Linked DNA regions of Mus musculus: region 1 is linked to region 2. A link is a loop called in an ENCODE intact Hi-C map of the cell type or tissue named here. Cell type or tissue: heart. All regions are shown on one strand. Each heading gives the region's core, and the rest is flanking DNA. Links, peaks and the distances in the headings are about the cores only.

The links. Peaks named below come from ENCODE experiments on the same cell type or tissue, not always from the same donor. Only the 100,000 strongest peaks of a DNase experiment are listed, where the experiment ranks them.
Region 1: a loop joins it to region 2, with 4 times the contacts of the local background. A loop is called at or near these places in 16 of 42 quality-filtered maps.

What each region holds. Positions count from the first base shown.
Region 1 is chr15:75,045,216-75,060,908 of GRCm38, forward strand. It overlaps Ly6c1 (lymphocyte antigen 6 complex, locus C1), which reads right to left and starts at 3,622. Exons shown (of 4, transcript NM_010741.3): 1 at 3,570-3,622; 2 at 3,227-3,309; 3 at 2,138-2,254; 4 at 1-395. The coding sequence starts at 3,296. The coding sequence ends at 187. In heart, for the core only: a CTCF peak has its summit at 10,602 (motif pointing left); DNase peaks (open chromatin) are centred at 4,756 and 7,416.
Region 2 is chr15:74,989,575-75,005,267 of GRCm38, forward strand. It overlaps Ly6a (lymphocyte antigen 6 complex, locus A), which reads right to left and starts at 8,457. Exons shown (of 4, transcript NM_001271419.1): 1 at 8,305-8,457; 2 at 7,961-8,043; 3 at 6,878-6,994; 4 at 5,303-5,905. The coding sequence starts at 8,030. The coding sequence ends at 5,688. Gm28068 (a long non-coding RNA gene) reads left to right here. Exons shown (of 3, transcript XR_875428.1): 2 at 12,323-12,382. It overlaps Gm41348 (a long non-coding RNA gene), which reads right to left and starts at 4,873. Exons shown (of 2, transcript XR_875429.2): 1 at 4,168-4,873; 2 at 2,424-3,454. In heart, for the core only: a CTCF peak has its summit at 3,361; DNase peaks (open chromatin) are centred at 3,367 and 6,297.

The sequences.
Region 1 (15,693 bases), core at 4,392-12,391, 57 kb after region 2:
ATTTGAAAGCCCTAGAGAGGAGTCGGGCACTTACCCAGCAGGGGCTATAAAGGTGAAACAGGGTGTTCCACACACTATCCCCACATTGGACCTTCTATAACATATAATTTGTCACTAGAGGACTCCAGGAAAGAGTGGTTGCACATGAAGATAAAAGGAAAAGGGTGGGGGTCATTGGAAGGACCATCAGAGCAAGGTCTGCAGGACGACTGAGCTCAGGCTGAACAGAAGCACCCCTGCCATGGTCCAGGTGCTACCTGCAGTGGGAACTGCTGCATTGCAGAGGTCTTCGCTGCAACAGGAAGTCCTCTCCCTGATGTTAGGATCCCTGATTGGCACACCAGCAGGGCAGAAAGAAAGGCACTGACGGGTCTTTAGTTTCCTTCTTTGAGAGTCTGCAAGAAATCAGGGAGTGACTCACTTCTTATGCAGGGGCCACAGAGCATCCCCATATCTGGGCAACATGCCACTAGGCCTGGATGTCCCAGAGTTGTCTGTAAGGCATGTTGAAGTCAGACTTGCAATCCTAGAACTTGGAAGACCGAGGCAGGAGCATTTTTATGAGTTCAATCCCAAACTGGGCTACATGGGGACTTGTAGTCTATCCTGAGGTTAGAGTGAGACCCTGTTTCAAATAACAAACAAGATGAAAATCAAAACTGTGGTCTGGTAAGGAGGCTTGGTGGATCAACTGCTTGTGTGCACAAGCATGAAAACCCCAGTTCCCATCACTAGAGTGCATCAAAACATAGGCATGGGTAGTAGCCTAATTGTATCTCTGTGCTTAGGAGACAAAGATGGAGATTCCTTAGGTAAGGTCATAGGTAGACCAGCTCAACCTGCAAGTTTGGGGTTCAGTGTGAGAAGTATCCTCAGTAAGTAAAATAGTTGTCACAGAAGATACCCATCAACTTCTGGGTCCCATACACTGTACCTCCCCAGTGCATGTATATCCACACATGTGTCCACAGGTGTTCTTACACACAATGTGCTGGGGAAGCAGCTCAGTCAGTAAAGTGCTGGCCACATGGAAGCCTAAGGACCCAAGTTCAATCCCCAGCAACCACGTAAAGAGCCAGCCAATCATGGGAGTGCTGGTCATGATCTCTATGCTGGGGCAGGGAATCAGGAGGTCCTGAGAACTCTCTGCTAACTCCCTCCTGTCCACCCCCAGCACACTTTGCAAATCCTAGGTCTCAGTGAAAGATCTTTTCTCAATAAACAAGGTGGTTGGGACTGGAGACATGACTCAGCAATTAAAAGCGCTTGCTGCTCTTACAAAAGCCCACGGTTTGGGCTCCATACTGCACAGAGTGATTTAATTACATTCATCCCTAATTCCAGTTCCAAGAGAACCAAAACTCATTTTCATAAAACAAGTAGACAGTGCCTAAAGAATGGTACTTAAGGATGTTCTCCTAGCTTTACATACATTACATTACATAAGTCATGCATGAGTACCCACACTTATAGAAATACACACACACACACACACACACACACACACACACACAGGACACAGCACAGTACAAGATCACCCAGTGGCACAGCAGAAAGGGCAACCAGCCTCTCAGACTCTTGCAGTGCCCCAGGCAGTTATATCGAGGAGACCTTCTCTAGGAGGCAGGCAGGCTGTGGTCAGGAACAGGAAACTGGAAAACAGGGAGGGGCTGTTCCTGTCTTGTCTATCTGAGCATATGCCTGGAAACTGGCACTTTGGAGGATCTGATATGTCCTAAGGTCTACTTTATATCAACATTCCTAAGTCATTCCTTTAGCCTAAACTCCAGATTCCTTCATTATATGCAAAGACTCACTAGATGCTTCCAGCTCTCCTGGTTTGTCAGTGAGCCAGTGAGACCCTAGACCTAAAGTACAGGCAGGAGCATCACGTGACTGCACTGGTAACCAAGGGAGATGATGAACACTGTGCATGGCAATGGGCAGCCCTGTTTGATGATCCACATCCCAGCACATCCATGAACCCCAAAAGCCCCCACTTTTCAGGAGTCCCACTACAACTCCAGAAAAAGCTCTATTTGGAGTAGGGGAACCCTGGTCCATAACAAGTACCCAGACATGACGTTTTCTCCAAAGCCTTCCTCAGCCTTTTTTATATAGGTCACAGGGAACTTACCCTCAATCAATTCTATGTTTTGAGCAATGCAGAATCCATCAGAGGCGCGGCAGGTAACTGCTGGGCAGGAAGTCTCAATTGGCACTCCATAGCACTCGTAGCACTGCAGTCCCTGAGCTGAGAGAGAAGTAAATACATGAGAGCTAGGACATGCAATTCCTAGCCCAGACATTCCTCTCCAATGTCTTTATTTGCACACAGCTGCTGGCCACTAGGTCAAAGCAAGGACATTACTGCACAGTCACCTCCACCAAAACAAAAGTGAACCAAGAGCCACCATTGTTCAAATATGCTCGGTACTGCTGTCCTAGCTAGCCAGCTCCATAGGAGACACGTGCACCCCAAGAGATATTAGAGAGAAAGTCACCATATTGGGAAGACATAGATATCAAATGTCTGCCGAAGCAGTGAGTGGGTGTGTAAGTAGGTAGTGCTGCCACCAGATGGGGAGGCCTCTTCTGACCTGTCCTACCCTACACGTGCAGAGGTGGACCCTGTGTATTGGAGCATGACAGAGCACTGAACTTCCCAGGGTGCAGCTCAAACTGAGGCTCACCATAAGGCTTCCTGCAACACAGATGTAACTAGAAGTCTAGGGGTATCTGAGAGCTGAGACCTCTTAGAGTAGCACCCAGCTCTCATACAAAATGGGCTGGGGCATAAGAAAAAGGCAAATGCCAACCAAGAATCAAGGATTGCAAACCACTTGACTTGGCTGCCAGGTTAGGAAGAGAAGCCTCTGCCAGTTTAAGCGCACATGGGCCAGAGTCCTGACTGGGAGGCCAGGGCAGCAGGGTAGAGTCTAAGGACAGGCTGCTCTGGTGGCCAAGGTTTGTGGCATAGGTAGTTTGTTCCAAGAGTCCTTCTGGCATATTTTGTTTGTTGCAAGGCAGGCACTGGCAGGTTTACAGACCCAGTAAAGCATCCCAGTACAGGAGGCTTCACCCACCACAAGACCATTCCCAATCCCATGACCCCAGCACATCTCGGGTACTGGGCACACAATGGAAGTGTAGGTGTACCCACAACCCTGAGGCCCTTTTCCATCTCCATTGTACCCTCCTGCCCCTCTCTCATTTTCTACCTCACCTCTTTCTGCACACAGTAGGGCCACAAGAAGAATGAGCACACAGGACTTTGTAGTGTGAGAAGTGTCCATCCTCAGAGAAGGGCTGCACAGATAAAACCTTGGAAGTTGGAGCCAGTTAATAGACCCCAATCACATCCCTGGGCTCTCACAGGGCTCAGGCATCCAATCTTCCCTCCCTCCAACCCTCCACACAGCTTTCCCTGAGGAATACATGTCTGCCTACTTCTCTCACCCACCACCCACCCAGCTCTTCCTTCCTAATCCCACACTCCCAACCCCAGCCCTATCCTGAGGGCTCTTCCCTTTGTCACCTAGCAGCTCCCTCCTCACACCAGTCCTTACTTCCTCTCAGACAAGGTTGCAGGCACAGTGGCAAGTTCTGTCAGATGTGGACTGAAGTACTTTAATTTCCTTCAGCTCCTCCCAGCTGGCATCCTGAAGAGGGAGGGGTTTCAGTACTTAACCTTTTCCAGGCCATCATGTTTATTGGTTAAGAGGTAGCAAGATTTGTTTGTGACCTGATCAAGCCAGATTTATAGCAGTTGGGGAGGAACCATGGTGCAGGAGAACTGAGAGGGCCGAGGGCCAGAGGCCACAGTTGACTTGTGCTTGCCAACTAGAAAGCAAGGGAAGAAGTCAAGTTGCTCAGCCCTTTCCTAGTATTGTTTTGTTTAGCTTCATGTTTTTTGTTTGTTTATTTTGGGGTTTTTTTTTGCCTTTTTTTTTTTTTTATACAAAGTTTCTCTGTGTAGCTTTGGCTGTCCTAGGACTTGATCAGTAGACCAGGCTGGCTCCAACACACAGCAATCAAAGGGGTGCACAACAGCCGCTGATACTTCTGCCTCCACTACCTGGCTTTTTTCTGTTTCTAAATAGAAGGTATGGTTTGCAGTGGCTCAGAGCCAATGGCCCTCCTTCCTATAAGCAGGCAAACAATTTACAAATACCTAAAGACTGGCTCTGGTGAGCAAGCCCCCAGTAGGCTCTTGCATCCACAAAGTGAGATTCCTGAGGCAAGAACTAACTGGCAACTGGGATGGAAGTTACCAAGCAGTGTCTGATGTGTTTGGGGATGTATGGGGCTGTGGGTGCTGGACAGAGGTAGAGGCCTAAGCTGGAAATCATCCTGAGATGATACCACAGCAAATGAACAGCTGTGCTCACAGGACAACTGAGTCCCAAAATGGACCACAGCATCAGTGAAGCTGAGCGCACCCCACTTAAGCAGGGAAGGCTGCTTACACTCCATGGCCTCTGCCCGAGCACCACTAAAAACCCCTTCCTTCTTACCCTATAATATATCATATAAGCAAACAGTTTGCCTCCAACACCGCATAACCCAGCACAGTGGTAGGAGGAAGAGAGCAAGCAAGAAATGTTGTCTCTCTAATTCTGTCACATGCTGTGCTTGGTATTGGCTCATGCATGAAGAAGTGTATGTGAAAGAAAGAGCAGGAGACAGCAAGCCTCTGCAAACAAAGAAAAAGCGGCAAGGAAAGATCCAAGTGATAATCCCTGCCAATGTCACCACCCAATGAGGTTATGAGGCTTTTTTTTCCCCAGAGGATGGGTGAGGTCACTTACAGGAATATGCATAAATTCTGAGCAGCTTAGTCACCACCAAATCTCACCCCATCATAAAAGCAGTACACGGAGTCCCTCTTTCAGTAAATCCTCTGTATCCTCTATATTCTAGTATCTTCTGAGAGCACTTGTGCTTGGAGGAAAACAGGAGGGAGTCATGGCTGGAACCCCAGGTGACAGTATTCCCTTCTGAGTATAGAGAGTTCTGCCCATTATCACAGACCTGTTGCTGTTTTGCTCTTCTGACTCTATTTATTGCCAGGGCTCCTGGGCCAACATTATCCCTACTCCAGGATGACAACGGGGCCATCACCTTCTCTTTGGAGGCAAAGGCCATATAACCACAGTGCCGTGCACTGTTTCTCTAAAAGTCTTAAACTAGGAATTCTCATGAGTCCTCCAGTTTCCACCCAGCCCCATTGTTGGGGAGCTAGCTTCCCTTAGTGGTGGACTACTGCCCATTCTACTGACAGACCACTCACATTAACTCTTCTGGGAGAGGGCTACAGTGTACTTGAGTAATCTTAGAGTTAGAGGTACCAGATGTTTCCAGGCTTGTGCTAGAGAAGCCAGGCCCTCTGCAGAGAAGTCTTCATGCAAGACAAAAACACACCCAGCCCTCTCTCCTGCCTTCCAGTTCACCTTGAAGCCTGACTATTCTCACACTCAATAGGTCAAACCTTAGCCAAGCCCATGCCCCTATTCAGAGAATGAATGACCTGTGTTAACTAGCCAGGGTCACATATTTTTTCCTCACTACCAAGAGTCATGAAGCAAATGTTTCATGTTAACTAAGTGTACTTCCTCCCAATGCCACTTGCCCCTCCCCCATGCGCTGTGGTCTTGGGATGCAGAGCAGCTGGGAGCAGGGTGTTGCAGGGATGGTAGGCATAAATGATTCAAAAGACTGTGTTGGAGGTTACCTCCTTTATTGAAATAAAGGGGCTAGATTATATAGCTTGAATCAGGGGCAGGGAGGAAAAGGGTAATTTAGAAAGGGCCACATTGGGTCAGGGGTCTTCCAAGTGTATCAGTTAGGTTATCAGACTGCCAGTCACATGATTTTTAAGCAGAGAGTTCTCTGGTGGGGAAACAGAAACCTAACTGGCTTTATCGTGACTTGGCTTTTGTCTCTGTGGAGTTGAGTAGGCCCAAGCCTGATTTGGGTCCTGAACATCCCCACTCCTGCAGTGCTCTAGGAGAGCTGTCCAGGGGTATAGGCAGTATTAGCATTTCTTCTAGGCTCTGCCCTGTAGTTACCTAGCAACATCCCGGGATGCCTGACTCACTGTAAAATGGGCTGCTTGGGCCCTCCTCACTGTCTTCTCTTGCTTTTTTTCCTTTCTTCCCCCGTGTTCCTTTTCTCCCCATTCTCTTTTCCCTCTCTCTCCACATGGCCTCTATCCCCCCCCCCCACCTTTCTCTATCTCCACTAAGGACCACAAATCCCCTCCCCATGCCCTAAGTAAACACTATTCTATACTCTACACATCATATGTCTGTTACCTCAGGGGAAAGGAATGCCTCAGCATGGGCCTCAGTGGCACCCCCTTCCCCCTCATCATAGCTGCCTCCACCAAACACATTCCGGGCTTTTTTTCATTTTCTAAGCACAACAGTCAATGCTCTACTGTCCCTCATCTGTCTTGGGAACACACAAGAATGAGGCTGTGTCATAAGTGTTAGACTAGTCTCTAGGAATAGCTTGTCATTGTACCAGGAAGTGTTTTTTTGTGACTTATATGTACGTTGTTTTTTGAGAAACTCTATAATACATAGGGTGAGAAAGAGGGGGGCTCCGATGGCTTCCCATCAAGGACAAGAGCCAGGCAATGAGGGGGTTGGAGTACCAGAAAGCATGATTATCGAAGGCATATTGGGACCTCAAATTGTCACAGAGTTCGTGAAGGGCCTTAATATTTTGTTCAACTGTCGTACCAGGGAAATGTCAGTGATCCCCCAAGAAAACAGACAGAAGCAGATCTGATGCAACTCACAACAGAGTCTTTACTCTCTCAGAGCTAGCCCAGGCCACCCCCATCTCACCACTGTCATGCAGGATGGTTTTGGTGGTGGCAGAGCCCCAAATATCTATGGGGCAAGGCTATAAAGTAAGCAGGGAGTACATGTGCAAGCATCGAATTGGAAAGCTACTGTGGCCTTTAACATAACTGGCTGGTGCTGGGGGTCATATCATAAACTCAGTTTCTCCTCCCCTCTGCATTGGTGGTCATTAGGTGGGGGGTGGGCTTGTAACCTGGGGGTGCAGGTCTGTTGGGGGAATAACTTGGAGACACTTGCCTTGTTAAGGGTGTCACCTGGAAAAGCAGGTTTTGTTGGAGATTAGCCTAGAGACTGGAGCTAGGCTTGAGCTTTGTTGTGGACAACTTGGAAACTAATGCTAGGTACCAGCCTGTTAGTTTACTTGAGCTCAACCTTAGATCAGGTTCTCTAAAATCTAGTTTGACCTTAAAAGATTTGGCCTCCAGCAACCAATCCTGATTCATTACATAAAAACAACATCCCTCCCCAGGGGTGACCCAAGATCTGTTCCTGCCCCTCCTCTTCCTTCCCCTCCCCTCCCCTCCAGTTCCTCTGTCAGAAGGTCTGAAGTGTTCTGATCTAAGATATAGATATCATAAAGTCACACCATGTGGCAGATCTCACATGAGAGGTTGACTGGGGAGGTTGGCGGATCCCTGGGGCAGGCGGTGAAGATGCCTGACTGCTAACACCAAACCTTTCTATTTTGTAGTACAAGTCCAGCAAAGGTGGTCAATTGTACCTGGAGAATAATTATAACAGCAACACAGAGGTATGAAGGCCCTCAATAAGTGGGAGTCTCCTGTAAGTTTTGGTTAAAAGAGTGACCCGGGTCTGAGGAGGAACCATGCAAGGTAGCGTTAGAATATTCCACTGCGAAGGGTGGGATGCAGAAAGGGACACTAAAGAAACATGGAGAGGCATTGGAGTGGTGCTCTCTGAGAGTTGCTTGTCTTATGGGCAATTCTCTGCCATCCTTTATTTGGCTTGGGATTCCCTCCACCCCCAAAACAAAACAAAACCCTTAAGACTACAAAGGCACTTTGTCTGAGAAGACCAAAACTTGTAACTTGTTGCTGTGCTGCCTGCTGGCATTAAGGAATCCCTTGCCTGAAGGAAAATTCTACTCAGTTCCTCTAGCTATGTCATCCCCCCTCCCCTCTTTAAATATTAGAAATGATTAGCAGGCTAAGAAGCCTCTAGGGATACCCCCAATCTTTTGATCAGTTCTGGACCACACCTTCTGTTTCCCTGGCAATACCCTAATTTTCCAAAAGGAAAAAGACTAACCTGGTCCTCAGTTTAGTCAATGGAGTCTGCAAGGGAGAGAATTGGGATGGAAGGGCAAGAGACATGAAGAATGGAGATGAGACAGGCTATATGATCAAGTCTCAAGTCTTGTTTATTGGAAGGCAACTATGGGTATATAAGCACACACTGGGACGTGCATCTGGAGATACTTAACCACAAGTCCAGGATGTATAGGAGAAAAATAAGATGTTTTCAGAGTGTGTTCAGTTGTGATAGGCTGCTTGCAAAAACACCATGCTAGGAAAGCAAGTCTCTCGACACAGTGGAAAAGTACCAACCTGTAAGTAAATAGCCTGAGATGGCTGCAGAGATGATAGCTTCTTTCTGCTAGGAGTTGTCTCCCAACAGTTGCCCATCCTTAAAATTTAAAATACCAAGTACAGGAGCCAATTCATTAATGTTCCAAGTGTCCAAATGACTTTTACTAATATCTGAAATTTCTGCCTTTAACTGTTCCAAGTCATGAGAAATATCAGTATCTCTCCATACTCCCTGCAAATGAGCTTTAGTCTTTTACCAATTAATGGTTGTATTATAAGGTAAGGGGGTAACACAAATGTATTGGAAAGAAGCATGGCATTTAGTAATTAACCTGGTCTTAATATTTGCAATATCTTGCCCTATTGCCAGCACTATTTCTTCTAGGGTGTTAATCTTTGCTTCCAATATTTTTATCTATATAATATGTTGCTCTGACAAAGCTATGAAAATATTCCTGTTGGGAGCTATTAAGGCGACGCTATTGTCCTGATCTCTGAATTGGGCCTCTCCCCCCGAGAAGAAAAGGGGGTCAAAAGCGGGCCACCAGATGCACTGCTCTGAGAAAGTCAGCGCCCCAAAAGAAAAATTTCTGCTGCCCCATCCCTCCTGCTGAGAAGTACTTCCTCTCTTTCTGCTGCCCCATCCTTCCTGCTGAGGTACATTTCCTCTGCCCCATTCCTCCTGCTGAAAGGCACTTCCCCTTTTTCTTGTGCATTTAAACCTCGGGCCTGGCTAATACATTTGGGGCTCTGATGCATTCCAGAATGTTTTCCATGTCGTTATTCGCACAAGGCCCTCGTCTTTCTCTACCCCCCCCCCCCCAATTTGGTTATTAGGAGACCCCCTGGAGACCCTCGAATAACTGGACCTGCTGGAGGGGTCATATTCCTATTCTTATCATTAACAAAATGAGCAGTGTGCAGCTGCTGAACTAAGGCTGCGTAGATACCTTTTCAAAGTTTGCATTCCCAGATTTTTAAACCAAGGATCATTTCCTAACTCTAATAGGCAGCAAAACATAAGCAGGTCTCTTTAACAAAATCATAACAGCAGACTCCTTATCTAAATTAGGATTTACACAATTAGTTAATTGACAAGAATTACAATGAATATGAAAAGACTTGCCAAGATTGGTGATCTTAACTTTTAAAATTATCTAACAATATAGCATACAGGTAAGGTACACAATTTTTACAGCTATAGGGGAGTTGGCCTGAATGGCCAAAAACAGTGTCTCTGATGAAAGCATCTTGTACATTCTCTGTATCTGTTTTCAGACACCCCAGAAGAGGGCATCAGATCTTATTACAGATGGTTGTGAGTCACCATCTGGTTGCTAAGATTTGAACTCGGGACCTTCAGAAGAGCAGTCAGCATTCTTAACCACTGAGCCATCTCTCCAGTCCAAACACAAAAATCTTTAAGCAACTTCTTATGAACACCTCTCAGTTTCCAGGCTGAATAGCCTACAGGTTCCATAACATCCCTGAGTAGTACCACTCACCTGATATTGAAGGAAGATGAAATATTGTAACTTAAGAGCCCACGCCCTGGCCTGGGACTGAGAACAAAGCAGAACAGCCCCCAGGCATGCCAGGGCAGGGCTGTTGTTAAGTCCCTCTGCCATGCAGGACAGGGGAGTTCGACCCTGAGTGGTGACAGTAGGGGGCTTTTAACAGCTAGCTGAGGAATTGGGAGGAGTTGGGAGGAGAGTTGGCTAGAGTTCCTTTCTGGTGAGGGGCTGGGGGGGGGCGGGGGGGGAGTGAGCTGCAGCCTCCTCTCTGGTGTCTATCTCTATGTCCTTGTAGGTCTTCCTACAATTATCTCATCTCTGGCTGTAAGGCACAGAAACAAAAGGCTTTTTGCTGGCTATAGAGAACAAAGCTTCTTTCTGGCTGTATTTTTAGAGATCAGGGAAAACAAGCTTGGAGAACGTCCAGTGCTTAGTCGGGGTCTCACAGGACCACATAATTGGAGGAGGAAATGAGAAACCACCTGACTCCATTTTGGAGACAGGAAACGTTTACAGTGTATTGTTAAAAATAAGTCTGGGGGCTGGAGAGATGGCTCAGTGGTTAAGAGCACTGACTGCTCTTCTGGAGGTCCTCAGTTCAAATCCCAGCAACCACATGGTGGCTCACAACCATCTGTAATGAAATTGGATGCCCTCTTCTGGTGTATCTGAAGACAGCTACAGTGTACTTACATATAATAAATGAATAAATAAATAAACAAGAAAGACTTTAAAAAAAATAAGTCTGGCTCTGTTTCCTGGATCCTGATCGGCCCCACCCCATGACAATAACTTGTTTTGGTCACCTTTTGTCACCTCCCTGAATTATGGGATGACTTGACTGTTTTCTTGTTTGTTTGTTTTGTGTTTTTTTCTTTGGTGATTGACCTTACTGCTCCACTGTCTTATATAAACTTTGCAATGAGTCTGGAGTTTATTCCTAAAACTTTCAGCTAGTCAGGTAGCACACACTTTTAATCTCAGCAGTCAGGAGGCACAGACAGGCAGATCTTTGTGAGTTTAAGGCCAATCTGATCTATAGAGTGAGTTTCAGGACAGCCAGAGCTATACAGGGAAACCCTGTCTAAGAAAAAAAAGAGGGATAGGGTGGCCCTCCATTGTAAGTAGAGGGTAATGAAAGACAGATGATTAATGGAGTTTTGACTGATGTCCGACTCACAGTAGGTCCAGTAGTTCCGAGAACACATCCTGTGGCCATTTCCCCAGTTCCAGAAAGTATAAGTGGAATAGATATACTTAAAAATTGGCAGAATTCTCACATTGGGTCCCTGACCTGTGGAGTAAGGGCTATTATGTTTGGAAAGACTAAATGGATGCCTTCAGAGTTGCCTCTACCAAAGAAAATAGTGATCAAAACGAGCATGGTATTCCTGGAGGAATTGCAGAAATTAGTGCCATTATCAAGGACTTGAAAGATGTTCCCACCACATCTCGGTTTAACTCTCCTATCTGGCCAGAGCATTAGACGTGTATTATGGAGAATGGCAGTTGACTATAGAAAATCAGGTAGTAACTACAATTGCATCTGCTGTACCAGATGTAGTTTCATTACTTGAGCAAATTAACACATCTCCTGGTACCTGGTATACATCTATTGATCTAGCAAATGCCTTCTTCACAGGACCTGTCCCTAAGGACCATGAGAAGCAATTTGCTTTCAGTTGGCAAGACCAGCAGTTATACCTTTATAGTTTAGCCTCAAGGATATAGTAACTCTCCTGCCCTGTGTCATAATTTAGAAGGGATCATGACCCTTTGTGTCCTCCACAAAATATTGCATTGGTACACTATATTGATGACATTATGCTGATTGGCCCAAGTGAGCAGGAAGTAGCAACCACTTTGGACTCACTGGTAACACATATGCATATCAGAGGATGGGAAATAAATCCAACCAAAATTCAAGGGCCATCTACCTCAGTGAAATTTTCAGGAGTCTAGTGGTGTGGAACATGCAGAGATGTTCTTTCTAAGGTGAAAGATGATTTATTGCACCTGGCCCCTCGCACCACCAAGAAAGAAGCACAACATTTCATGGGTCTATTTGGATTCTGGATACAGGACATCTCTCACTTGGGTGTGTTGCTCAAGCCCATTTATCATGTGACTCAGAAAGCTGCTAGCTTTGTATGGGGCCTGGATCAGGAGAAGGCTCTCCAACAGGTCCAGGCTGCTGTGCAGGCTTCTCTACCACTTGGAGCATATGACCCAGCACACTGGATGGTACTTGAGGTGTCAGTGGCAGATAGCAATGCTGTTTGGAGCCTCTGGCAGGCCCCTGTAGGTGAATCACAGAAGAGACCTTTGGGATTTTGGAGCAAAGCTCTACCATCATCTGCAGACAACTGTTCTCCCTTTGAAAAACAGCTCTTGGCCTGTATTGGGCCTTAGGGGAAACTGAATGTTTGACAATAGGACACCAAGTTACCATGAGACCTGAACTACCCATCATGAGCTGGGTGCTATCAGACCCTCCAAGTCATAAAGTAAGACATGCACAGTAGCAGTCTATTATCAAATGAAAGTGGCATGTGCATGATTGGGCCCGAGCAGGTCCTGAAGGCACAAGCATATTACATGAAGAAGTTGCTCCAATGCCTATTGTTTCTTCTACCCCTGTTACAATGCCATCTGCTATCAAGCATGTGCCTATAGCCTCATGGGGTGTTCCCTACAATCTGCTGACTGAGGAAGTGAATACTAGGACCTGGTTTACTGATGGCTCTGCATGTTATGCAGGCTCCACCCTGAAGTGGACAGCTGCAGCATTACAACCCCATTCCAGAACAACCCTGAAAGATACAGGTGAAGGAAAATCTTCACAGTGGGCAGAACTTTGGAAGGTACACATGGTATTACAGGTTGGTTGGAAGAAGAAATGGATAGATGTGCAATTGTTCACTGACTCATGGGCTGTAGCCAATGGATTGGCTGGATGATCAGGGGTTTGTAAAGATCACCATTGGAAAATTGGTGAGAAAGACATTTGGGGAAGAAGTATGTGGATAGATCTCACCAAATGGACAAAAGATGTGAAGATATTTGTTTCCCATGTAAATACTCACAAAAAGGTGACTTCAGCTGATGTGGAGTTCAATAATCAAGTGGACAGTTAGGCTCTTTCTCCAGCCATCCCTGTCATTGCTCGATGAGCACATGAACAAAGTGCCCATGGTGGCTGAGATGGAAGTTGTACTTGGGCTCAACAACATGGACTTCCACTGACCAAGGCTGACCTGGCTACAGCTTCTGCTGCCAGAAGTTTCCAGATCTGCCAACAGCAGAGACCAACATGGAGCCCCAGATATGGCACTATTCCTTGAGGTGACCTGCCAGCAACATGGTGGCAGGTTAACTACATCGGACCACTTCCTCCAGGAAAAGCCAATGTTTTGCTCTTACTGGGGTAGATACTTATTGTGGATATGGATTTGCCTTTCCTACAAATAATGCCTCTGACAAGACCACGATCCGTGGACTCACAGAACGCTCATACACCATCATGGTATTCAACACAGTATTGCTTCTGACCAAGGAACTCATTTCACAGACAGAGAAGTATGACAGTGGGTGTTTGATCACGGAATCCATGGTCTTACTATTTTCCCCATCATCTGTAAGCTACTGGTCTAATCAATTATGTAGCAGCACCATGGAGGGCTGGGGCAGAGTTCTTCAGAAAGCAGTATATGGTTTGAATCAGCATCATATGATACACTTCTCCTACAGCCAGGATCCATGGGTGTAGGAATCTAGGGGTGGAGAAGGGAATAGTTCAACTCACTATCTCTCCTAGTGATGCTCTAGGAAAATTTTTGCTTCCTGACCCCACAATTCTAGGTTCTGCTGGCCTAGATTTTTGTTTCCAGAGAGGGGAGTGCTCCTACCAGAAACCACAATAAACATGCCATTGAAATGGACGCCCTGGTCATTTTGGGCTTCTAATGCCATTAAACCAACAGGCTAAGAAAGGAATAACAGTGTTAGGAGGAGTAGTAGATCCAGATTACCATGGGGAAATTGGATTGTCTCTCTAGCAATGGATGTAAGCAGGATTATGTCTGGAGTGCACGAGATCCCTTAGGGCTTCTCTTAGTTCCATCATATCCTGTGATTAAAGTCAATGGAAAACTACAACAGCCCAATCCAAGCAGGATGACAAAGGATGCAGACCCATCAGGAATGAAGGCATGTGTCAATCCTCCAGGAAAAGAGCCTAAGCCTGCTGAGATGCTTGCTGAGGGTGGAGGAAATACAGAATGGGTTGTAGAGGAAGGTAGTTATAAATAACAGCTAAGTCCATGTAACAATTGGCAAAAATGAGGATTATAAAGTAATATGAATGTTTCTCTTTTATTTTGTTAAGAACACATTTGTCTTTCTCCAATTTCTGTGAAGTCAATTGGTATTTAAGTTGAGATACAAAAAAATGTTCCTAAGGGACATTGGCCCATTTAAATTTAAAAATGCATTTGGGATTATAGAGGGGATAGTTGTATCATGTTAGGCATATTCATGACCTTCTTATTGTTTCAAGTGGACATGAGACATTCTTTATGTCAAGTTGAGAAGGGATGGATTGTAGTGGCTATTCCTGGTTGTCAACTTGACGATATCTGGAATGCACTACCATCCTGAATTGGAAGGCTCTTCTATGACCCTGATCTTGACGCTGGGACATGCAAGTTTCTGACCTGAATCTTGGCATGGAGATCTTGAGGCATAGTGGCTATGAATCCCAGGAGACTAAAGCAAGGAGGTCTCTGAGTTCAAGGTCATCTGGGACAAAGCAAGGCCCAGATCTAGGCATTGTGGCACATACCTTTAATCTGGGCCACACCTTCTGCTGGAGTCTAACATAAGGACATTGGAAGAAGGAAGATTTTCTCGTTTGTCTGTTTGCCTTGTGGCACTGAATAATTGCTAGATCTTTGGACTTTCTTTCACAGGTTCTACTGACCATTGTTGGGGAGTTAGACTACAAACTGTAAGTCATTAACAACTTTCCTTACTATATAGAGACCACCCATAAGTTCTGTGATGCTAGAGAACCCTGACTAATTACAGGGGTTCAGTCCAGTATCATCAAGGTGGGAACATGACATCATCCAGACAGATGTGATGTTAGAGAAGTTTAGAGTTCCACCTCTTATTCTGAAGGCACCTAGAAGAAGACTGCCTTCCAGGGAGCTAATAAGAGGGTCTTAAACCCCACGTACACAGTGACACATCTACTGTAACAAGGCCATACCTCCTAACGGTACAACTCCCTGGGCCAAGCATATAAAAACCAGTACAAACAACAATACACAACTGAAGAAAGTTTAAAGCAGCTTTTCAACCTTCAAAATTTGCAGCCACATGTGTTGAAACCCTGAGCCCTAGCACCTAGCCTGGATTGTCACAGGGCTATTAACTAAGATAAAATGAGGCATTTAAAGAAGATCATTCCCAACTCAATTGATCTATGAATAGAGGAGATCAGGGCATGGAGATGTGCAGAGCTAACCACCTGAAGACTGGAGGAGAAGATGCCACCTGCTGGCCAAGCAGAGGAACTACCTCTGTCCACAAGGCTCTCAGGCTCTTACCTCCAACCCTCTGTAAGCCAGTCTGGCCTTGAACTTGAAGTCCTTTAGTACTGGGATCATAGGTGTGTTCTCCATGCCCTGCTCTCCACACCCTCTATTAAAGGATTTACCTGGAAAAGCAGAATGTTCCATCAGTAAGGTC
Region 2 (15,693 bases), core at 2,718-10,717:
TAGGTCCAAGCCTGATTTGGGTCATGAACATCCCCACTCCTGCAGTGCTCTAGGAGAGCTGTTCAGGGGTATGAGCAGTATTAGCATTTCTTCTCTAATCTCTGCCTCACAGTTATCTGGCTATAGCCAGGGATGCCTGACTCACTATAAAAGGGGCTGCTTTACCCCCTTCTCATTCTCTTCTCTTGCTCTCTTCCTCTCTTCCTCACTGTCCCTTCTTTCCCCATTCCTCTCCCCCCTCTCTCTCTCTATGTGCTCACAGCTGGCCTACACTCCTCTCTTTCCCCCTACCCCTTCTGTTTCTCTCTGCCTTTCTATGTCTCTACTCTCCCAATCCCCCTCCCCATGCCCTAAATAAACTTTATTCTGTACTATACGGTCCTGTGGTTGGTACCTCAGGGGAAGGGGTGCCTCAGCATGGGCTTGCAGAGGCACCTCTCCCCCCTCCCCCCCGCAACCATACAGAGCTCTATCAAACATCTGCCTGGGTTTCTTTCTTTTTATAAAACATAACAGTCACTACCCAGTTCTCATATGCACCCAAGAAAAATCAAGCTTGTTTCAAATTTAGCTCCAAATTGTGATAGTGATCTTCTCCGCAAGTTACCTGACAGTGTGTATCAGTCTGAGGTTCAGCAGCCATGGGGAAGCATCTTCGCAGGAGCCTTTTATGTGAATAATGTGTTGGTGCTTGGTGCTGGGTCCTGGCCAGTCACAAGCACTAGATCCTTCCCTTCACAGCCTCATGGCCATTTTCATATACTCTTTATCTTGTTATTTATGTGAGGTAGAGCTTTACAAATGCCAGTCCATTTTAGTTCTGAAAACCCTTGCTCTGTATCTCTATCCACCTGTGTGATCAGGCAAGACAGTGCTGAGGTCCCTCCATCTTGTGCCCTCGGTAAGGCCATTTTCAGATTTAACTAGAATCTGATCTCCTTCATGGAGAATCCATTGAAAGCTACCTTGATTTAATTCTAGAAATCAAAGGTCAGCATGTCCTAGCTAACTTACCTTAGGCTTTAGTAAAACAGCTGGTTTGTGTGAAACACCCCTCCCCACTCCCTCTCCCCCCCAACCCCACCTCCCCACTGACTAATGGATCTTGGTAGCTTCTGATAAAATCTCTCTCTCTCTCTCTCTCTCTCTCTCTCTCTCTCTCTCATTAGATATTTTCTTTATTTACATTTCAAATGCTATCCCGAAAGTTCCATGTACCTCCCCCCTGCCCTACTCCCCTACCCACTGACTCCCAACTCCTGGCCCTGGTGTTCCTCTGTACTGGGGCATATAAAGTTTGCAAGACCAAAGGGCCTCTCTTCCCAATGATGGCCGACCAGGCCATCTTCTGCTATATATGCAGCTAGAGACACGAACTCTGGGGGTACTGGTTAGTTTATATTGTTGTTTAACCTATAGGGTTGCAGATCCCTTCAACTCCTTGGGTATTTTCTCTAGCTCCTCCATTGGGGGCCCTGTGTTCCATCCAATAGCTGACTGTGAGCATCCACTTCTGTATTTGATAAAATCTCTTGCTTCAAACTCTTTACTTTTTCAAAGCTCCCTGTGCCTGAGATGCCAGGATGTAGTTTCACCCTTTAAAAACTCCATTTTCTAGACACTCAGTGCCACAGCTAGATACCCGACACTTGGGTGTTGTCCCAGATGTCTGGAATAAAGACTTTCAATTGGCTTAACACTCAGTGTGAATGTGTGAGTGGCCATCTCTGGTGAGCTTCCAATAATTTCTGTTACAGTGGCCTTGAAGACTATGAAAATTTTGAACCTGTTCACACAAAAATTCAGCTCTCACCTCAAAGGGGATAAAAGAGAGTTCATCCTGAAGCCAAATATAAATGAGGGTGATCCGGAGGAAAGCCTTCGGTTAAATCTGATAAGTTATTTCTCTGCCAGTGAAATAGGCCCATTCAAGCCAGATTTTGAAATATGTACATGCATGTTTATTGGAAAGGTTCTCTCAGGCAGGTTCACTGGCCCCAAGGACCAAGGCAAGAGAAGTTTCTGAGGGGAAGGAGAGAGAGAGAGAGAGAGAGAGAGAGAGAGAGAGCAAGAAAATTCAAAATAAGTGGAGAGCAAGACGAGAGAAAAAGAGAGAGAAAGAGAGAGAGAAAGAGAGAGGAGAGAGATAAAGGGGGGCTGAAGGAGAGGCCAAAATGTAGGGATTATATATATATATATATGTATATATATATATACATATATATATATATAGGGAAGAGCCTCTGGGGAAGGGCAGCCTAGCCTCTAGACTGGAAAGTTCTGGGTTGGGGGACAGGGTATGCCAGGTAAGGAGTGAGGGATGCTAGGAGAACCTAGAGGCCAGATCTGCTTTGTCATGTAAAATATGCACCTCAGTCCATAGTACCCAGTGTCTAAAACCAAACAACCCCAAGTTCCAGGTATCAATAAGATGAAGTTTTTATAGTAACAACAAAGGAAGTCCTCAATTGAGGTACTTTTCAAGCACACTAGTGAAAACGTCAGGTAAAGGGGTTACAGCGAATTCAGGACACCTCTGCTATAGGCTCCAGGTGGCATCTGATGACTCACGGGCTTCTGGTAGGAGGAAGCTAGGGTGTTAAAATGCAGTCCTAAAGATTCTGTTAGTCACAGGATGTTACATCAGAAGAGAAGTAGCCAAGGAATGGCCATTAAGGGTGGTAAATAAATCCTAAAATAAATTACAATAACCCTGAACCTGCAACATTGTAACCACTGCACAGTCTCAGCCGTTCTGTTCTATTACCAGCTTTGGAGATGATTCAGTGCAAGGTGAGGCTCCTTTGCTGCAACTTTCCTTTGAAGTCCCCACCTCCATTTCCTGGTAAACATCTGGATTGCCATTACTTAAGGCCATTACTAATGCGCTAGGCTACCTGGGCACAGGGATTATGGCCATGCGTCCTCCTGTTTGAACAGTAAGTGCTCTTCCTCAGGAGCCACTTCCCCAGCCCAGGCTGGGCTCACACTCATGTTCTTCCTGCTCGCCTGTCCCCAGCGCTGGGACTGCAGGTCAGCACAACCACAGCCGCTTAAGGCTTTTTTCCTAAGTCCGGGGTCTCTGTTATTGCTTGGATTCTGGTGTAAGACACCATCACCACATCTAAGTCCTTGGTGTTTTCCTGCTTTGTAACAACTGTAGTTTTGTAACTGAATACGGTGGGTTTGCACCATAGAAACTGCTTATGTATGCCAGGAAAAGAGAAAATGAGAGTCCCAAAGATCATCTTTATAATCAAAGCTGGAGGATAAGGGAGAGACTTAGACTTTGGAAGCTGAGCTCTGTGTCAGGGCAGAAGGAGGCCCAGTCTCAATGCAGAGGGGAGCGCCCCTAGAGGCCGAATGTAGATGACAACCATCAAGGTTATGATCTGGATGACTGAAGACAGGTGATTTGGGCTGGTTGTATGTGGTTTCCTTAGAAGGGCATTATCTGAAACAAACAAGTACAAAGACTGAAAATTAAGCATCTCCTCCCGCTCTTTGTGTGCATGTGTTTCCATAGACTTTAGAATAGGTAGGGGAAATAATGATAAGGATGAGGTATGAATAAAACTACGATGAGCCTAATTTTAGTACCAGTGCTGGGCTAAGACTTCTAAAGTCTGACCCAGATCACTCTATTTTATCCATATTTAATTAAGCACAGCACACATTTGGAAGAAGTATTCAGCTAATGATCAACTCAGCCCTGTGAGTACAACAAAGCTTAAGACATGTTTACATTGAATATCTTTACTTCAACTTAGATCTTAGCTTCATCCATAAGATGGTTTCTTGTTGATTTAGAAACAATGCTCAAGATAAAGATCTAGGAAGAGAGTGGATTGAGGTGTAAGGGTTGGCCTGGCCCAAAGATTAGATACTCACTTAGGCTGTTGGAAAATACAAATGATATCTCACACAAGGATGAATTTTATAAGCTAGAGGCAATGATTAAGGTTTAATGGCCTGGGAAAAGTAAAACATAAATACTTGAAGATGCAGGCCAAGCCTGGCTCATCAGACAGAAAAAGATCACCAGGTTGTGATCTACATGAACTATATGGAGTCCTGGCATTCCAGGAGAGGTAAGCCAAAAGCCCCTCACAGGAAATGGTTTCCACCTCTGGACTAAAAGAATCTGACAGGGCAGCCCCTACCCACCATTGATTGCTCATCTCCTGGGCTTCCCCACCACAAGCAAGTGCTCCTTGGAAGTGCACTGTGCTGATGTGGCTTGATGATGCTTCTTCACACGCATGAGGCCCTGGATTCCTATCCACCAATGGGGGTGTGAAGGGAGATGGTTACATAAAGAAGGCACAGTGCAACCATTGCTCACCAGGCAGAGAACAGAAGTCTAAACCAGCCACAACACAAACTGTGGGTTCAGCAAGAGCCTTTGCTTCTGCAGATGAAACAGTGCTCTTTATGTCCCTCTCTCTTTCCCCAGTATCAGCCCTTTCGGAAGCCCACCCAAACCAAGAGGTACACTGTTGGGCTGTGGGTGTAGGGGAAGAGGTGGGAGGGAGAGAGCCCATGTCCAGCCAGAGTTCCTGTGCTCTGGGCAGGTGGACGCGGGATGACTGCCTGAAGCTTTAGACTTGGCTCTGAAGTCACTGACCCCACACGGCGGGGGTTGGGGGGTGGACAGGGGCAGCCCCCATAATAGGAGCCTCATGGCAACACTCTTGGCCCCAGAGATACAGGAGGGAGGGCAGAGGGAGAGAGGTCCCATGCAGGCGAGAGTCTTAAGTCTGGTTTGTGGCTGGAGCACAGTAAGGTCTTCTGATGGGAGATTAGGCACTGCTCATTAGGAGAAAGCCTATACCATCGTCCAAGCACAGTGGGCCTTGATGAACAGAAGACAGTCTATGGTTTTAGAGCTTGATTGTAGAAAGGCAGGGGGGAAAGAGAGAGAGAGGAGAGGTAGAAAGAGAGGGGGAAAAGGAGAGAGAGAAGAAAGGCTAGAGTAAGAGGGAGAGTAAGGAAAGTAAAAGCTTAAGAGACAAGGAGGGGCCAAGCAGCCCCTTTTATAGTGGGCTGTTATCTTGTTGTTGCTAGGTAACTGGGGAGGAGTCTAGCCTGAAGGCAAGCAGCTTGGGACATTATGTGGGGTTCTACTTCTCAACTCAACTGGAGACCAGACCGTCTGTGCATAGTCCATTGACCCACAGTCCACCACTCTGAGCTGGCTAACATGGGAGAGGTAATGTGGGTGGCTGAAAGGGCAGAGATGTGAACTGGCAGGCAGGACTTGGCAGACTCAGTGTAGCAAAAGAAAAATGGAGAACTTGGCTGGGAGAACAAAGGGTTTATTGGACTCAACAGGGGGACATTCAGGATACATGTGGGAACATTGCAGGACCCCAGATACTTATGTGTGGATGGTGATAGCATAATACCTTGGAATTCTGCCTCTTCACTGTGCTGGCTGTGTGCCTCCAGGGTCATGAGCAGCAATCCACAACAAAATGACATTCTAGGAAGTACAGACTTGAAAGCCCTAGAGAGGATTAGAGCACCTACCTACCCAGCAGGGGCTATAAAGGCAAAACATGGTATTTCACACACTACTCCCACCTTGGAGCTTCTATAACTCATAATTCATCACTAGAGGGCTCCAGGAAGAATTGTTGCACATGAGGATAAAAGGACAAGGGTGGAGGTCATTGGGAGGACCATCAGAGCAAGGTCTGCAGGAGGACTGAGCTCAGGCTGAACAGAAGCACCCCTGCCATGGTCCAGGTGCTGCCTCCATTGGGAACTGCTACATTGCAGAGGTCTTCCTGGCAACAGGAAGTCTTCACGTTGACCTTAGTACCCAGGATCTCCATACTTTCAATATTAGGAGGGCAGATGGGTAAGCAAAGATTGTTCTTTACTTTCCTTGTTTGAGAATCTGCAAGAAATCAGGGAGTGACTCACTTCTTATGCAGGGACAACAGAGCTTCCCAAACTCTGGCCCACCCAGCATAGTTGGCAAATCCTAGGTCCTGGTGAAAGATCTTGTCTCAGTAAACGAGTTGGAGACATGACTCAGCAGTTAACAGTACTTGTTGCTCTTACAGAAGCCCAGGGTTTGGTTCTGAGACACACAACCATTCCTAATTCCAGTTTCTGGAGATCCAAGGCTCATTTGCATAAAACAGCAAGCAATGCCTGAGGATCAGTAGTTAAGGATGTCCTCTGACCTTTGTATACATTACATCACATATGTTCATACATGTGTACCCACATTTATGGACACACACACATGCACACACCACAAAGACACAGCCCAGTGTAAGATCGCCCAGTGGCACAGCAGAAAGGGCAACCAGCATCTCAGACTCTTTCAGTTCTCCAGGCAATTATTTCCTAGGAGACAGGACACAGGCAGGATATGCTCAGGGAAGGGAAACTGGATAGCAGGGTGGGGCTGCTCCTGCCTTGTATATCTGAGGATATGCCTAGAAACCAAAGAAACTTTGGAGGATCTGATATGTACTAATATCTCTTTTTATCAACATTCCTAAGTCATTCCAGATTCCTTCATTATATGCAAAGACTCACTAGATGCTTCCAGCTCTCCTAGTCTGTCAGTGAGCCAGTGAGACCATAGACCTAAAGTATAGGCAGGATCATCACGTGACTACACTGGCAACAAAATGGGATGATAAACACTGTGAATGCCAATGGGCAGCCCTGCTTGATGATCACATCCCAGCACATCCCTGGACCCCAACAGCCCCCACTTTGCAAGAGTTCTCCTCCAACACAAGGAAAGCTCTACTTGGGGGGAGGGGAACCATGGTCCACAACAAGTGCCCAGACTCGACATTTTCTCCAAAGCCACCCTCAGCCATCTTTATATAGGCCACAAAGAACTTACCCACAATAACTGCTGCCTCCTGAGTAACACAGACTCCATCAGGGTAGGGGCAGGTAATTGATGGGCAAGAAGTCTCAAATGGGACTCCATAGCACTGGTAACACTCCAGTCCCTGAGCTGAGAGACAAGCCAATACATGAGGGCTAGTACATGCAATTCCTAGCCCAGACCCCTCCTCTCCAATGTCTTTACTTGCACACAGCTGCTGGCTGCTAGGTCAGAGCAAGGACATTACTGTTCAGTCAAGAGTGAACCAAGAACCACTGTTGTTTAAAGATGCCTGGTACTGCTGTCTCAGCTACACAGCCCCACAGGAGACATGTGCACCCCAAGAGATATTAAAGAGACAGCCACCATATTGGGAAGATATAGATACCAAATGTCCGCTGAAGCAGTGAGTGGGTGTGTAAGTAGATGCTGGGGCCACCAAATAGAGAGGGCTCTTCTGACCTGTCCTACCCTACACCTGCAGAGCTGGCCCCTGGGTATTGGAGCATGACAAAGCACAGAACTTCCCAGAGTCAGCTTAAAGCTGAGGCTCACCATGAGGCTTCCTGCAATACACATGTAACTACAAGTATAGGCGTATCTTAGAGCTCAGAATTTCTTAGAGTACAGAAGGCATAGCATTTGGGTCTCATGTGGCATGGGCTGGGACATAAGGAAAAGTCAAAGTCCAGGCAATAAGGATTCCAAATCCATTGACTTGGCATCTGGGGAGAAAAAGAAGGCTCTTCCAGTTTGTGTGCACACAGGCCAGTGTCCTGATTGGGAGGCCAGTGCAGAAGGGTAGAGTCTAAGGACAGGCTGCTCTGGTGGCCAGGTTCTGTGGCAGAGATACTGAGCTCCACGTGTCCTTTTGGTATGTGGTGATGGTTGCAAGGCAGGTTCTGACAGGTTTACAGACCCAGTAAAGCACCCCACCACAGAAGGCTTCACCCACCACAAGCCCATTCCCAATCCCATGACCCCAGCACATCTCGGGTACTGGGCACACAATGGAAGTGTAGGTGTACCCACAACCCTGAGGCCCTTTTCCATCTCCATTGTATCCTTCTGCCCCTCTCTCATTTTCTACCTCACCTCTTTCTGCACACAGTAGGGCCACAAGAAGAATCAGCAAACAGGACTTTGTAGTGTGAGAAGTGTCCATCCTCAGAGAAGGGCTGCACAGATAAAACCTTGGAAGTTGGAGCCAATTAATAGACCCCCAATCACATCCCTGGGCTCTCACAGAGCTCAGGCATCCGATCTTCCCTCCCTCCAACCCTCCACACAGCTTTCCCTGAGGAATACATGTCTGCCTACTTCTCTCACCCACCACCCACCCAGCTCTTCCTTCCTAATCCCACACTCCCAACCCCAGCCCTATCCTGAGGGCTCTTCCCTTTGTCACCTAGCAGCTCCCTCCTCACACCAGTCCTTACTTCCTCTCAGACAAGGTTGCAGGCACAGTGGCAAGTTCTGTCAGATGTGGACTGAAGTACTTTAATTTCCTTCAGCTCCTCCCAGCTGGCATCCTGAAGAGGGAGGGGTTTCAGTACTTAACCTTTTCCAGGCCATCATGTTTATTGGTTAAGAGGTAGCAAGATTTGTTTGTGACCTGATCAAGCCAGATTTATAGCAGTTGGGGAGGAACCATGGTGCAGGAGAACTGAGAGGGCCGAGGGCCAGAGGCCACAGTTGACTTGTGCTTGCCAATTAGAAAGCAAGGGAAGAAGTCAAGTTGCTCAGCCCTTTACTAGTTTTTGTTTTGTTTAGCTTCGTGTTTTTTGTTTGTTTATTTTGGGTTTTTTTTTGACTTTTTTTTTTTTTTTTGAGACAAAGTTTCTCTGTGTAGCTTTGGCTGTCCTAGGACTTGCTCAGTAGAACAGGCTGGCTCCAACACACAGCTATCAAAGGGGTGCACAACAGCCGCTGATACTTCTGCCTCCACTACCTGGCTTTTTTCTGTGTCTAAATAGAAGGTATGGTTTGCAGTGGCTCAGAGCCAATGGCCCTCCTTCCTATAAGCAGGAAAACAATTTACAAATACTTAAAGACTGGCTCTGGTGAGCAAGCCCCCAGTAGGCTCTTGCATCCACAAAGTGAGAGTCCTGAGGCAAGAACTAACTGGCAACTGGGATGGAAGTTACCAAGCAGTGTCTGATGTGTTTGGGGATGTATGGGGCTGTGTGTGCTGGACAGAGGTAGAGACCTGAGCTGGAAATCATCCTGAGATGATACCACAGCAAATGAACAGCTGTGCTCACAGGACAACTGAGTCCCAAAATGGACCACAGCATCAGTGAAGCTGAGCGCACCCCACTTAAGCAGGGAAGGCTGCTTACACTCCATGGCCTCTGCCCGAGCACCACTAAAAACCCCTTCCTTCTTACCCTATAATATATCATATAAGCAAACAGTTTGCCTCCAACACCGCATAACCCAGCACAGTGGTAAGAGGAAGAGAGCAAGCAAGAAATGTTGTCTCTCTAATTCTGTCACATGCTGTGCTCGGTATTGGCTCATGCATGAAGAAGTGTATGTGAAAGAAAGAGCAGGAGACAGCAAGCCTCTGCAAACAAAGAAAAAGCGGCAAGGAAAGATCCAAGTGATAAACCCTGCCAATGTCACCACCCAATGAGGTTATGAGGCTTTTTTTCCCCCAGAGGATGGGTGAGGTCACTTACAGGAATATGCATAAATTCTGAGCAGCTTAGTCACCACCAAATCTCACCCCATCATAAAAGCAGTACACGGAGTCCCTCTTTCAGTAAATCCTCTGTATCCTCTATATTCTAGTATCTTCTGAGACCACTTGTGCTTGGCGGAGAACAGGAGGGAGTCATGGCTGGAACCCCAGGTGACAGTCCTCCCTTCTGAGTATAGAGAGTTCTGCCCATTATCACAGACCTATTGCTGTTTTGCTCTTCTGACTCTATTTATTGCCAGGGCTCCTGGGCCAACATTATCCCTACTCCAGGATGACAACGGGGCCATCACCTTCTCTTTGGAGGGAAAGGCCATATAACCACAGTGCCGTGCACTGTTTCTCTAAAAGTCTTAAACTAGGAATTCTCATGAGTCCTCCAGTTTCCACCCAGCCCCATTGTTGGGGAGCTAGCTTCCCTTAGTGGTGGACTCCTGCCCATTCTACTGACAGACCACTCACATTAACTCTTCTGGGAGAGGGCTACAGTGTACTTGAGTAATCTTAGAGTTAGAGGTACCAGATGTTGCCAGGCTTGTGCTAGAGAAGCCAGGCCCTCTGCAGAGAAGTCTTCATGCAAGACAAAAACACACCCAGCCCTCTCTCCTGCCTTCCAGTTCACCTTGAAGCCTGACTATTCTCACACTCAATAGGTCAAACCTTAGCCAAGCCCATGCCCCTATTCAGAGAATGAATGACCTGTGTTAACTAGCCAGGGTCACATATTTTTTCCTCACTACCAAGAGTCATAAAGCACAGGTTTCATTTTAACTAAGTGTACTTCCTCCCAATGCCACTTGCCCCTCCCCCATGCGCTGTGGTCTTGGGATGCAGAGCAGCTGGGAGCAGGGTGTTGCAGGGATGGTAGGCATAAATGATTCAAAAGACTGTGTTGGAGGTTACCTCCTTTATTGAAATAAAGGGGCTAGATTATATAGCTTGAATCAGGGGCAGGGAGGAAAAGGGTAATTTAGAAAGGGCCACATTGGGTCAGGGGTCTTCCAAGTGTATCAGGTAGGTTATCAGACTGCCAGTCACATGATTTTTAAGCAGAGAGTTCTCTGGTGGGGAAACAGAAACCTAACTGGCTTTATCGTGACTTGGCTTTTGTCTCTGTGGAGTTGAGTAGGCCCAAGCCTGATTTGGGTCCTGAACATCCCCACTCCTGCAGTGCTCTAGGAGAGCTGTCCAGGGGTATAGGCAGTATTAGCATTTCTTCTAGGCTCTGCCCTGTAGTTATCTAGCAACATCCCGGGATGCCTGACTCACTGTAAAATGGGCTGCTTGGGCCCTCCTCACTGTCTTCTTTTGCTTTTTTCCTTTCTTCCTCCCTGTTCCTTTTCTCCCCATTCTCTTTTCCCTCTCTCTCCACATGGCCTCTACCCCCCCCCCCCCACTTTCTCTATCTCCACTAAGGACAACAAATCCCCTCCCCATGCCCTAAGTAAAAGCTATTCTATACTCTACACATCATATGTCTGTTACCTCAGGGGAAAGGAATGCCTCAGCATGGGCCTCAGTGGCACCCCCTTCCCCCTCATCATAGCTGCCTCCACCAAACACATTCCGGGCTTCTTTTCATTTTCTAAGCACAACAGTCAATGCTCTACTGTCCCTCATCTGTCTTGGGAACACACAAGAATGGGGCTGTGTCATACGTGTTAGCCTAGTCTCTAGGAATAGCTTGTCATTGTACCAGGAAGTTCATTGTACCAGGAAGTGTTTTTTTTTTGTGACTTATATGTATGTTGTTTTTTGAGAAACTGTATAATACATAGGGTGAGAAAGAGGGGGGCTCCGATGGCTTTCCATCAAGGACAAGAGCCAGGCAATGAGGGGGTTGGAGTACCAGAAAGCATGATTATCGAAGGCATATTGGGACCTCAAATTGTCACAGAGTTCGTGAAGGGCCTTAATATTTTGTTCAACTGTCGTACCAGGGAAATGTCAGTGATCCCCCAAGAAAACAGACAGAAGCAGATCTGATGCAACTCACAACAGAGTCTTTATTCTCTCCGAGCTAGCCCAGGCCACCCCCATCTCACCACTGTCATGCAGGATGGTTTTGGTGGTGGCAGAGCCCCAAATATCTATGGGGCAAGGCTATAAAGTAAGCAGGGAGTACATGTGCAAGCATTGAATTGGAAAGCTACTGTGGCCTTTAACATAACTGGCTGGTGCTGGGGATCATATCATAAACTCAGTTTCTGCTCCCCTCTGCATTGGTGGTCATTAGGTGGGGGGTGGGCTTGTAACCTGGGGGTGCAGGTCTGTTGGGGGAATAACTTGGAGACACTTGCCTTGTTAAGGGTGTAACCTGGAAAAGCAGGTTTTGTTGGAGATTAGCCTAGAGACTGGAGCTAGGCTTGAGCTTTGTTGTGGACAACTTGGAAACTAATGCTAGGTACCAGCCTGTTAGTTTACCTGAGCTCAACCTTAGATCAGGTCCTCTAAAATAGAGTTTGACCTTAAAAGATTTGGCCTCCAGCAACCAATCCTGATTCATTACATAAAAAAACATCCCTCCCCAGGGGTGACCCAAGATCTGATCCTGCCCCTCCTCTTCCTTCCCCTCCCCTCCCCTCCAGTTCCTCTGTCAGGAGGTCTGAAGTGTTCTGATCTAAGATATGGATATCATAAAGTCACACCATGTGACAGATCTCACAATAGAGTTTGACTGGGGAGGTTGGCGGATCCCTGGGGCAGGCGGTGAAGATGCCTGACTGCTAACACCAAACCTTTCTATTTTGTAGTACAAGTCCAGCAAAGGTGGTCAATTGTACCTGGAGAATAATTATAACAGCAACACAGAGGTATGAAGGCCCTCAATAAATGGGAATCTCCTGTAAGTTTTGGTTAAAAGATAGACCCGGGTCTGAGGAGGAACCATGCAAGGTAGCGTTAGAATATTCCACTGCGAAGGGGGGGATGCAGAAAGGAGACACTAAAGAAACATGGAGAGGCATTGGAGTGGTGCTCTCTGAGAGTTGCTTGGCTTATGGGCAATGCTCTACCATCCTTCATTTGGCTTGGGATTCCCTCCATCCCCAAAACAAAACAAAACAAAACAAAACAAAACAAAACAAAACAAAACCCTTAAGACTACAAAGGCACTTTGTCTGAGAAGACCAAAACTTGTAACTTGTTGCTGTGCTGCCTGCTGGCATTAAGGAATCTCTTGCCTGAAGGAGGATTCTACTCAGTTCCTCTGGCTATGTCAACCTCCCCTCCCCTCTTTAAATATTAGAAATGATATTGGCAGGCTAAGAAGCCTCTAGGGATACCCCCACTCTTTTGATCAATTCTGGACCACACCGTCTGTTTCCCTGGCAATACCCTAATTTTCCAAAAGGAAAAAGACTAACCTGGTCCGCAGGTTAGTCAATGGGGTCTGCAAGGGAGAGAATGGGGATGGAGGGGCAAGAGACATGAAGAATGGAGATGAGACAAGCTATCTGATCAAGTCTCAAGTCTTGTTTATTGGAAGGCAACTATGGGTATATATGCACACACTGGGACGTGCATCTGGAGATACTTAACCACAAGTCCAGGATGTATAGGAGAAAAATAAGATGTTTTCAGAGTGTGTTCAGTTGTGATGGGCTGCTTGCAAAAACACCATGCTAGGAAAGCAAGTCTATCGACACAGTGAAAAAGTACCAACCTGTAAGTAAATAGCCTGAGATGGCTGCAGAGATGATAGCTGCTTTCTGCTAGGAGTTGTCTACCAACAGTTGCCTATCCTTAAAATTTAAAATACCAAGTACAGGAAGGAGGGCAGGGGTAAGGGCTTTGCATAGGCCCACCTTAGGAAAGCTGTTTCTTCAGGTGAAGCAGAGCTTCTTATTATGTGTATGTAACCTCTCTCCCACTACCTCTTGTTTTTTCAAGACAGGTTTTCTCAGTGTAGTCCTGGCTATTTTGGAACTTGCTCTATAGACCAGGCTAGCCAGTGCTCTTCCCCCTAAGAGTTAGTAGTCTAACATCCCAGGGAAGGAAGGACAGAAACAGAGAAATAAGCCCAGGCATGTGTATGTGTTTGCTCAGGTCGATTTCTCACTTTATGTTCATTGCCTCCTTCAGTGAGGAGAAGGAGGGGTTTCAGAGAGCTGTTTTATTGCAGGTGAGCTTAAGCAAGCAGACACACCATATAGTGTTAGGGTCTGAGAATCACTGAAGGAAGACCCCAGACTCAAATAGGATGCAAAGGCAAAGAGTGTTTCTTCTGTAGAAATTACAAGCATGTGGGGGTCAACTATTCATAAAAATGGTTGAAAATGTAGCTGTTATATAGTGCTTAGATAAAGCTTGACAAAATGTTTTCCTTATTGTTCTTTGATTTTGTTTTGGGAAATCTTTGATACAGGGTCTCACTGTCCTAGAACTCATTCCGTATACCAGGCTACCTTTGAATTTACAGAGATCTAATACCTGCCTGTGCCTCTGGAGTGCTGGGATTAAAGGCCTATGTGACTGCACCTAGACAAATTTGTGATTTCTGACTCTCCATTTTGATAACTTTCCTCCCTACTCCTGCTCCTTCTTCTTTATCTGAAAACTGCCACACACTTTGGTCGAGTCAGCTTGACAGGCCGAGAGGCCTGGAAGCCACTCACGAGCCAGAGAGTTTCACGGAAACTCACCTCCTGGAGTCTGGCATTCTCTCTAACCCATACATTCATATTCCATTCCCGAATTAGTCTGTGAATGGATCCACGTGCTCTCTTTTAGTATTATCCTATTATAAGTGCCTTTTAAGATTGAATTCTGACATAGCTAAGCCATCACCAGTGTTCCAACATCCTAGAAAGTCCTTGAGCAGACCTTGGGCTTGGAATTCAGTAAGAATGTTGCCTATTCAGTGACATTCAGAATTGCCTCTGGTATTACACTATCACTTTGAATAAAAGCTAAGTCACTGCCCTACACAGGAATTTACTATTATCTAGGAAGAAGGAAGTTTGAGACCTAAGGAGGAACCAGAGTAGATACTTAGAACTATAGACACTTATTTACAATGGCCTAGGGGGAAGGTGGACTATACAATAGACTAAAATAGGAACTATGGCAAGGGCACGAAGCCCTTGACCCTGGCTTCTAAGATTAAGTGGATCTTAGGTGGAGCTCTTTTTTATCCCAGTTGTTAACAATGAATTCTATCCCAGGTTCCTGTGTTTGCATTCCTCTGTTTTGTGTAAGGATCCAGTAACCTCTTTGTACCTTGCAAGTGTGTCACCCAACTTCCCTATTTTCTTCTGTATAAAAAGTTTGATGCTCGATTTGACAAATTACATTCAGATTCTACACAACCTCTCCTGTGTGCATCTGTCTGTCATTCCATCCAACACTTTGCCCACCTGCCCCAGAGACCCATTCCATGCAGACAAAGGGATCCAGAGGGTCAGCGGCAGAAAACCCAGTTTATTTTTTCTGTTGTGGACAGCCCAGGTCATTGTGACCATGCTTTCTACATGTATAATAATCTACCAAAATTAATTTTCCTATAACTGTGCCAATCAGTTCTGAAAATCCTGATCTGACAATGTGGTCAAATAAATCACCTCTTAAGCTTTGGGCAGATCTCTGTCAAATCTGCTTTGTAATACTGACAACACTACAAAGGTGATTTTACAGCCTGTGAGTGTGGGAAGTTGATATTGTCATGGGCTTTGCTTCAGTTTCTTAGGAGGCTAAAAGTCTGGCTGATTCCCTAGAAACTATTAGCAAGCATCTTACAAAAAACAAGATTTTTTAAAAAGATTTATTTATTTATTATATTTAAGTACACTGTATCTGTTTTCAGACACACCAGAAGAGGGCATCAGATCTTATTACAGATGGTTGTGAGTCTGAAAGAACCTAATGGGGAAACCCCCACTCAATTCTCGATTCGGCGTGCACCCAAGAATCATGAACAGACGATCATCTTGATGTAAAAGCATAAGGTAGTTTAATGACGGAGCTCCAGGCCAACACGTATCTCCTGCAGGAGACAGAGGTGTTTACCACATGGTGGAGCCATAATGGCGAAGCTCCGGTTCGAAACGTATCTCACACAGGAGGCAGTGGTTTCAACCCCGACCCTTGGAAGCTAGGGGTTTTTATAGAAAAGGGGTGGGGTTGG